Linked DNA regions of Mus musculus: region 1 is linked to region 2. The links are chromatin loops, found by intact Hi-C in ENCODE. Cell type or tissue: left cerebral cortex. All regions are shown on one strand.

The links. Hi-C counts contacts between places; a loop is a spot of excess contacts. Peaks named below come from ENCODE experiments on the same cell type or tissue, not always from the same donor. Only the 100,000 strongest peaks of a DNase experiment are listed, where the experiment ranks them.
Region 1: it touches region 2 in a loop (2.5-fold over the local background); 5 of 42 quality-filtered maps call a loop at or near these places.

What each region holds. Positions count from the first base shown.
Region 1 is chr5:115,714,705-115,719,704 of GRCm38, reverse strand. The region is part of intron 2 of Bicdl1 (BICD family like cargo adaptor 1); the gene reads left to right. Among named protein-coding and RNA genes, the nearest start is that of Bicdl1, 14 kb to the left of the region's middle. In left cerebral cortex, no CTCF peak of the experiment used is centred here; no DNase peak of the experiment used is centred here.
Region 2 is chr5:115,663,523-115,668,522 of GRCm38, reverse strand. It overlaps Bicdl1 (BICD family like cargo adaptor 1), which reads left to right. Exons shown (of 9, transcript NM_001080808.2): 5 at 4,637-4,816. Among named protein-coding and RNA genes, the nearest start is that of Mir7030, 20 kb to the right of the region's middle. In left cerebral cortex, no CTCF peak of the experiment used is centred here; a DNase peak (open chromatin) is centred at 2,068.

The DNA of each region.
Region 1 (5,000 bases), 51 kb before region 2:
GTGCTAGAGCGTCTTTCCCAGATAGCAACAGTAAAGATGTGATTTCTGCTCTTTGGAGAAGTCTGCATCAAGACGCTGTTGGGCACCCTGGAATGTCCCTAAAGCTCACTTGCCAGCGGAAAGCCAGAGCAGTGATCTGAAGGATGTGGAAAGAGCCTGGTTTCTAATAACAGCCACAGCAGTAATAGCAGGCTGCTGTTAGGCTTCTCCATCTTCAGAGGCACTTGCAGTAAGATATTATTTTCAAAATGAATCTCAGTGGTGTTGGGAACTTTAGTCAGAGGTAAAATAAGGCATTTCCACATTTATATTCAACACTGCTCACACGCGATCTGAAACATGAGCGACAGGCTTCAGCACCTGTTGACCAAAGACTGGAAAAACCAATTGATTTCTTCCAGAGAACAAGATTTAAAATTGCTTAGGGAATTCTGAGCTTTTCCCTCCTCAAGTGTATAGCTCTAGAGTTTAAAGAAATTGGTTAGGTCATCACTTTAAACATTTGCCTGGGTTTTATGATGATGTATCAATTACATCAGTCCCTCTCCTCCCTCCTGTGCACCGCCAGCCTACCGCCAGCATTAGAACCACAGGCTGGATCTAGACCCACTTTACTTACTAAGGGCCACCCAGGATTTCAGTTCTCTACAGGACCGAATTAGGTGGTGGTAGTGACTCTTAGGATGGAGTTATCAGATAGATGTTTGCTTTGTCTACTTAAAAACTTAACAAAATAAGACTACCAGTTATTTGGACCTAGGACCCCATTTTAGTTTGTTTACGTTTATAAAGAGGGCTGGAGAGATAGTTCAGGGTTAAGAGCTCTTGCTGCTCTCGACAGGACCCAGGCTTGATTCCTAGCACCTGTATGACTTCCCATAACCATGGACAACTCCAGTTCCAGGGCATCTGGTGCCCTCTTATGGCCCCCACTGGTCCCAGATATGTACACAAGCATGCATTGAGGCAAAAATACCCATACACATAAAGTAAAATTTAATTTGTCTACATTTGTAAAGACCTTTTCTCCAAATAAGTTGACATTCTGACAAAATGGCATTGGGACTTTAAAAGAGGACACAGTCCAACCCATGGTAACATTTTGGGATAGTGGATCCTATCTGGTGCTGTCTGAGGGAGATATTCTTGGTAATGCCCGCTTCTTGAAGGGTTCTGCTCTCTTTCTAACACACTTATACACTATAAAGACTCAAACCTCTAACACCACACAGCCAAGGACCAGTGGGGAGATACCTAGAATACTTTATCCCTTGGGAAAGTTCTAAGTCCACCGACCTCTTTTTCTCCTCTAAGGACTTGCCCACATTCTGTTCTCCTAAGTGACGGGGTTCATTTTTGGTGGTGGGGTTTTGTTTAACTCGGAATCCAGTTCAGTCAGAGGTTATGTCTGAGACGACATCTGGAGAGAGAGGCAGCATCCCTGGAAGAGCCAGAGTTCATGGGAAGCCAGGACCATCTCTGTTTACTCTGCTCTGTGTAAACAAGCATCCATGAGGATGGGCAGTCAATAAAAGGTTGTTGGTTGCCATTAAATAATTTTAAATAGGTTCTAAATAGCCTGTTTAGAACTATACTTTTTTGAAGACTAACCCCTATGCTATAATGTGAGGCATTTCATATTCACACAAAATATATTTGAAACCCAGTGGTCAGAGCAACCATGGGTGTCAGTACTTGGGCTGGTGAGCCTTAGAAGAGAGTGGTGACGTGGTTGCTTAAAAAGCTAGTGCGGTCTTCATAGGTACTGGGGAGATTGTGAAATGCCTAAAGCTGCTGTGAACTGAGAAGAGTGGTGAACTGTGGTGTGGATTTGCAGCCCGCAGGTCTCCAGTTGAACAGTGGTGTGCCTCCCTGCTCTGTGGGCCAGTGGCTCTCTGGGTGAGTAGCTGCTAGCCTTCTCATATGGGAAGTGAACATTCTAGCTTTTCACCAGAAATGTTCTAGTCCTGTGGGAGACTTGGCCTTTGGTTTGGTGGATCCCTGCTGTCTTCCACCCTCTCTGGAGCATGTACTATGGACCAAAGAGCACCCCAGTTCCATGCTGTGCTCATCATTCTTACAGACCACGGTGGTCTGTGGTTTGGAGGGGGCAGCAGCAGAAGTGACCTGGGGACGGCTGCCTCATCGAGGTTGTGCGGTTCCTTCCTGTGAAGCCCTGATGGCTTCTTACTAAAGTAAAAGTCCTGAGAATTCACCTTTCCCCTTCTCATTTGTTCTGCATTAGGGCTGTAATCTCTTTGCTCATTTTCACGGGGCACACCCTGTAAATTGTTTCTTCTCACTGTAACCATACAGGCACCTCCCCAATTTCTCACACCCAGGACCCGTCATGCACCTGGTTTCTCTGGCTATGAGCAGATCTAAGTATACCTAAAGATCTAAAGTGCAAAGCTGATTTGTGACAGTGTATGAAAGGGCTGTTCCAACGGCTGCATGAAGCCAAAAGAGGCTGTCATCATGGACTCACTGAGGCAGTAGAGTGGTTCAAAGGTTTCCTTTGGGACTAGAGGGAGCATGGTGACATATATTCAGAGGGATTGTCTAAAGATGGTCATGGAGAAATGGAAATGAAGACCCACTCTCGGCCGTTCAGGTGAAGCCGGGTGGTCTGAAGTTTCTGTGTGCGAGGTCTCAGCCTCTGAAGGGTGTTCTTTAAGTGCACTGTGCTGTCACTAGCTAGGGAGGGTGGCTTCAAGTTTCTCAAGTTTTACAGATTTTTACTTTTATATATTTTCGGGGATTAAATCCAGGGTAGATTTAAAACTGGTCTGTAGGCAGTCTTCATTAATCAAGATTGGCATGGGAGAGGCCAGCCCACTGTGGGCGGTGCTATTCCTAGGCAGGTGCTCCTGAGTTGTATAAAATAAGCTGAGCAAGCCAGTAAGGAAATAGTGTTCCTCCATGGTCCTCTCGTCAGTTCCTGAGTTCCCTTCATGCTGGACTACAGCTGTGAGCCAGTTGTATAACCCTTCCTTCCCCGTGCTTTTGGTGGTAGTGCAGTACAAAGCACTCCCTTGCCCTAACCCCTCCCCACCCCCACACCTACAAAGAGCAGCTACTCCTGCGGGTTGCTGTCTGTGAGATGTGAGGTGTCTAGGAGGAAGTTGATGCAAGCAGGTGCTTTGTCTGTTTCCTGCCTCCTGGAAGAGGCCACCCCTGGTCAGCTTTTGCTGCTGTCGAACTCCTACGGAACAAACATACTTGGCACACGAGCCAAAAGAAATCTTTCTTTCCTGAAAAGACTTCATTTTTCTCTGAAAAATGAACAGTTGATTTGAGGTTAGCAGCTTCTGGTACATTCCCTGAAACAGCTCTTTACCAGGTCCCCTTTTCAGGATTTCCGTCTTTAACACAGTGGCTGCTGTAGGAGTCGTTCTGTGTGGGTGATGCATAGCTGGCCTTGCCCTTGGGACATTTTACAGTGAGTAACAGCTGCTCGTCAGAGGTATCGTCGATGGCCCAAATGGCTCCAGTTCTTTTTGAGCTGGTGTATTACTTGCCTTTAATACCAGCACTCAGAGGCAGGTGGTTCTCTGCCTGTTGAAGGCCAGCCTGGTCTAGATAGGGAGTTCCAGCTAAGCCTGGGCTACACAGTGAGACCCTGTCTTAAGACAATAAAACAACAGACACAACAACAGACACCTGTTGCATTAGCAGGTGTTGTTTGTTTGCTTATTTTTGTCTGTTTTTGTTTTGTGGCGTAGGAAAATGACAGTTTTCAGTCACCCTCCCATGTAAGAACAAACTTAGTAGGTTTGGGGTGTAGCAAGGATAAAGCGTTTGCCCAGCGTACCTGGAGCCCTGGGTTCCATCCTTACGCAGCCCACACAGCACAGGGCATCCCTTTTGAATGCCTCTGCTCCGACCCCACCTGGGTTGGAAGGACCGCACAGGGTTTTCCATTAGGAATCCAAGGAGCCCTGGTTTTTGACGCTTATTTGAAGTCTCACATACCAGTTAACGGCTGCTTTGAAATTGGCTTTTGTATCTGTTCAGGGATGGAGAGTCAGGAAGAAAGAATTCGCCTCTTCATGTATATTCCTACCTGGACTGATTTCTTGGACATTTGAGGTGATACTGGTTGGTGGATGCTGTTTTGTATTGCCTTAGCTCCAGAGACTCTGAGTCTCAGGTTCAATTTTAACAGTTCCTGTGCATCATATCAAAGATGTTCTAGAATGATCGGAAAGTGTTGATCACGACAGCTAATCGAGAACAGATTTGCCTACAGCAGTATTCATCTCTGAAGTCAGTTCCAGCATTTCTCGAGGGTTGCCGTGGCTAATTAGTAAGTTAAACATGAGGTGGTAATTGCATATTCTTTAAGCATATGGGTGTTTCTATTGGTAAGTGTTGTCTTCACTGTGGAAGCCTGTTCTTAACTACTTACACTGGGAGAGTGTGGCCGGGTCTGAATATTCCAAGTTATTGAATGTAGCTGTATATAGCTCTAACTTTGTTTTTTACGAAAAAGAGAGCCTAGGTTCTAGCATATTAGGTCTAAAATTTGGAGTTTGGCTCAAGGGTCAAATGATTTTGTGTGGATAGAGAGCACAGTGTTGCTAGATTTACCTGGGAAACTAGCATTTCATGAGATGTGGGTTTCCTTGTCTCTTGTAAACTATTCAGTAGATCAGAAAGGTGAAGCCAGTTAAGTGCCTGCCTGGCCACTGTGAGCCTGCGACCTTTCGCACCGGGCACCTGGGTTTAAATGGCAAGAAGTTCGCAGGCAGAGGAGAATTAAGTGGCACCGAGAGCAAACTGTGTGCTGTTTTTTGGCATCTGTGCCACCCGGCCATCGGCTTCAGTCATAAAATACCTGCCCCAGTGAAAAACAAAACTGTGTTTGGTGACTAAGTACAGTCATTAGGAAAGCAGGTGATTATCAGTGGGAGGGGAGGCCCTAGGTCCTGTGAAGGCTTGATGCCCTAGTGTACAGGAATGCTAGGGCGGTGAGGAGGGAGTGGGTGGGTGGAGGA
Region 2 (5,000 bases):
CCAAAAAGAAACTTTGAGCCTAGCATGAATTTGCAAATCAGAATTATTTCTCCTACCTAACTGGGAACCGGGAAATGAGGTGGAAGAACGAGAATCTTTGGTACCCTCAGGTACTGCCCGGTGTAGGTGGGCTGTGTCCTGTAGCATCAGGAACCTGAGGCCACACACTCACGCAGGGCCGCCAGCAAGGCAGGCGTTCCACCCTTTTTGGAGAATCATATTTATTCTCACTTTTCCTACTTCTGTCTGTTTATGTAAAAGCTCCTTGTCACTAGTTACTAGTGTCCTCCAGAAAGCCGTCACCAAGATGGCCTTAAATGACAGGAAAAAAATCCAGCTGACCCAGGTGGACTTGCACGGTCGTACCCCAGCTTTGTAAAGTGTTGAGTCAGTGGCCTTGGAATGTGTTTAATCCCTTGATTTTAAATCCTCAGATAAGGGCGGGTGGGAGGCAAAGGCCTCCATCAGCAGGAGGGCCCCTTTGATCTGCTTCACTGGTGACTGGTCCTGCTGTCTACCAGAAGCTTTTTTTTCTATTGGGGGGGGGGGGTGCGGCGGGGAAGGTTGTGTGTAGGTGCACATGTCAGGTCAGAGGAGAGGTACTGAGACCCTTCCCACCTCCCAAAACGTGGATCTCAGGATGAAACGCAGGTCATCAGGCTTGGGGGCCCGTGCTCCCTGAGCCAGTCCTCCCACCCCTAAACAGATTTTTAAGGCACTGGTGGAGTTCAGCCGTGGTCGTTGTTTTTGTTCTGAGGCCTTATAATAGGCATTAAAGCTCACTGCTCGCTTCATAACAAGCGTTTGGTTTGAGATGGGGTCTAAGGTTAGTGCTGCGTAGTTTAGAACTTGATGGGCGGCCAGAGCTGGCCTTGGACTCACAGCAGGCCTCCTGTCTCTGCCTCTCGCAGGAATCACAGGTTCACGCATCCGGTTCTGTCTCTGCTAAACCCAGGAAGATACTTGGCTTTTTGATCCTCAGTAAAGAAATCAGTTGTCAGTCTAAGGGGCACTCAGCCCCTTACAGAAGTGTGTAGGAGCTGACCCTGGCAAATGGGTGGCTTCATCAGCAGAGAGCAGCCCCACTCACCGTGGGGGACTCATAGAGCACATGTCCTGGGGACTAGACTTTGCCCTGACTCTGATCATGTGTACTTCCCTCACACCATCTCAGCACTCCCATGTCAAGAGAATGCCCTCCTCACGCTACCCTTCAGCGCTCTGAACTTAGACTTTCCACAGTGTACTAATAAAAAGGCGTTTCATGTCATCCCTTTTCGTACATAGAAATACACTGCCGGCTTTCTTATACAAAGATACTGTTTTCTTCTCCTTCTCTGTTTGAAGCAGAGTTCCTTTGTCTAGCCCTGGCTGTCCTAGAATTAGATCTGTAGACCAGGGTGGCCTGGAACTTCAGAGACCCGCCTGCCTCTGCCTCCTGAGTGAGTGAGGGGTTAGTGGTGTATGCAGCCATGCCCATCGAGATACTATTTTTACATTACAGCATTTCTACAGTTGCCAGACTCTTCCTTGATTTGATTTGATTTTTCTGCACATTTGTCCAGGTGGTGAATCAGTCACTGACCAGAGAATGAGGCACCTCCTGGCCTTTTGTTCTCTTGCTGTTACAGTTAATTACATATCTTTGAGTGTGCATGAGTAATTGAACTAATTGCGTCCAGTGTGTGAGAACTCGTACTTGACTGTGAGACAGTCTCCTGCTGAGATGTATGTTTCCTGGAGAATAATTGTAAAGCATTTGGTACTTAATGTACTGCTTGTATCTGTGCCAAATGCTTCCTAGGAATGTCTCTTTATTCCCCGTAACCCTGGCTTGCTTTGTTTTCTTTTTCTTTTCTTCCAAGTTTTCCCAAAACTGGGGCTGGAGGAGGTCCCACTGTAGTAGCAGGTGTTGCTGACCCAGGGATAGGCAAGCGGCTTGCCAGGTCTTCTTGTCTTCCTGGCAGCAGTTGGGCTCCAGCCCTTTCTAGTTAGGGCTCATTCAGGCCACTAGCCAGCCAGACTCTGGCAGTGGTGGGCTGAAGATGAGGCTCCAGGCAGCTAGGGAATTGGCTCCACGGCTCTGAAGCACTGGCTCCTTTCATGAGGAGTTGCCACCACCCACCCAGAGCCCCTGCATCTGCAGGAGGCACGGCGGCTTAGTGGAAAGTCTGAAGAGAGCAGCACAGTCCACTTCTCAGTGCTGGGCTTGATCCCGAGGCCTTGGACTGTCAAGGTGCCCCTCCAGCACCGAGCTGTGTTTCCAGCCAACCCCTGGCTGTTGAACTAATGGCCACCCAAGTCTGGGAAATGTCCGTGTTGTACACCACTACAGCCAGCTGTTTGCTCTTTTTAATGAAACAGAAATGGCTCCAGAAAGACCATTTTCTAAAAGAATAAATTTAAATCCCAGGAAATTCTTCATCCACACTAACCTCTAGGGAGAAAACTCTATGTGTTTGCTGGTTTGTATACCAGACACTAAGGAGATCTGTGGGACTCTGGCCCAGCTGCAGTGGCCAAGGACTTGCACTGGGAGAGGAGAGTTGGAAGGAGGCAGCCACTGCTCTCTTTCGCAGCTGCCGCTACTTTATAATTGCAATGAGACTACAGTTACAGTGAGACTATGAAGTAGCCAGGCTGGTGTGAGCAGGGAGAGCCACAAGTGAGGTGCAGAGCCTAGGAACCAAGGTCAGGGTCACTGGGCAGGAAGTGACCGTGGTGGGCCCGGGGAGAATGTTTCAGGAGAGAATTTTCTTCTCCAGGAAGTGTTACAGCTTTTATATGACAGCAGCTCTCAGATGATCCCTGGTGGAGTGATCCTCACACCTTTACTCCTTCTGCATGGGTAGGGTCTTATAAACATTTTAGGGTATGACAGCAGATACTCTGTGGAGGAGCTTGGGGCACTGCCCCTAAGTGATTGATTGTTGTGATCCTCTCCATGGGGTGCTGTGGCAGTGCCCTCAGGGGCCAAAAGAGGGCATCAGATCCATTGGATTAAGAGTTACAAACAGTTGTGAGCCTCCATGTGGGTGCTGGGAATCAATCCTGGGTCAGCTGGAAGAGCAGCCAGTGTTCTTAATCACTGAGTCATCCAGACCCCTCCACTTTATTGCTTGAGACAGCATCTCTTACTGTCTCATCTCGTTGGGAACATGCACTTCAGAATGGAGTTGCTGGATCATTGAAGAGTTCATGTTTGAACTTCATTCAATAAACTGCTAAGGAGGGCTGGCAAGATGACTCAGTTAAAAGCACAGGTCCTGTATGTTTGTCATGGCAAGATCATATCTGTATTCCTACACACACATCATACATAGCACACGGACTTGAACCATAATAATAAAATTTCTTTTTTTTTCTTTTCTTTTTTTTTTAAAAAGGAAACTGCTAGGGACTTGGCTAAGTATAAACCCTCAGCTCTCATTGGGAGTGAGAATTGTAATTGCTCCCATTGTCATCAGAGTTTGCTGTTTCCAGTGATGGAGTCACTGTGGTCCCCCATTGCTGCTGGGTTTAGTTTTCTGCTTTGATAATGCCTGGCCATGACTGCCGCTGCCCGGCTCTGCATCGAGAGCACCTGTGCCCCACCCCTGTGGGACACTCATCTCTGGCTAGCCTCGCCTATCAGCAGTCCCCAGAGCCAGCAGAAGCCTGCTGCAAAACACAGTGGTTCCCAGGGAAAGTCAACCAAGGCTGCTGCCACTTCAGAGGCTGTCTTGGAACTCGCTATGTAGACCAGGCTGGCCTTGAACTCACAGAGATCCACCTGCCTCCCAAGTGCTGGGATTAAAGGCCTGTGCCACTATGCCGGGCATAAATTTTTTTAAATCAAGATACAAAACCTCTTTTTTTTTTTTAATTCTTTTTTTTTTTTAAACTCGATTCTTTTTTTTTTTTTAAGATTTATTTATTGTATATGAGTACACTGTCACTGTTTCAGACACACCAGAAGAAAGCATTGGATCCAATTACAGATGGTTGTGAGCCACCATGTGGTTGCTGGGAATTGAACTCGGGACCTCTGGAAGAGCAGTCAGTGCTCTTAACCGCTGAGCCATCTCTCCAGCCCAAATTCTTTTTATTTTTAAAAAGATTTGTTTATTATTATATCTAAGTACACTGTAGCTGTCTTCAGACACACCAGAAGAGGGCATCAGATCTCATGACGGATGGTTGTGAGCCACCATGTGGTTGCTGGGATTTGAACTCAGGACCTTCCGAAGAGCAGTCAGTGCTCTTAACCACTGAGCCATCTCTCCAGCCCAAGATACAAAACCTCTTATACTTGGTTCATATCTTGAGATTTTTGTTTGGTTTTGTTGTCGCTGCTGTTGAGACAGCGTCTTTCTTTAACTAAGCTGTGTGCCATCACATAGTCCCTTGAGTCTTTTGAATCCTAGGTTCTTCCATTAACTTTTTCCCAGAGAATTCTCAAGTACTGGAGTTGTTTGTGCTGTTGAGTTTCTCAGAGCTGGGTCTTGCTGACTGGATCCCCCATACAGCCTGCTCCGTGTCCCTCCTGCCTCTGTTTTTCTGCGAGTTGTTGGCCAGTCTAGCTGCAGGGTCCAGTTGTGGCCAGTGCTTGCCGTGGTGTGGCTCAGCAGCCCAGCCTGTGCTTTCTTCCCCACAGCTGCACCAAAGCCAGCTGGAGCTCCAGGAGGTGCGGCTGTCCTACCGGCAGCTGCAGGGCAAGGTGGAGGAACTCACGGAGGAGAGGAGTTTGCAGAGCTCGGCTGCGACCAGCACGTCCCTGCTGTCAGAGATCGAGCAGAGCATGGAGGCCGAGGAGCTGGAGCAGGAGAGAGAGCAGGTGCTCATATCCCCACCGGCTGGCAGAAGTGGGCCCTAGGTGCTCTTCACCCTCTTCAGCACCGTACTGCCCCCCTGGCATGAGTTCCGATGGCCACAGGCTGGAGTGAGACTCACTTACTGGTCAGCCGCTAAAACCTTGAGCAGAACAGCCAGAGCGCAGTGTCCTTCTCAGTCTCTCCCCC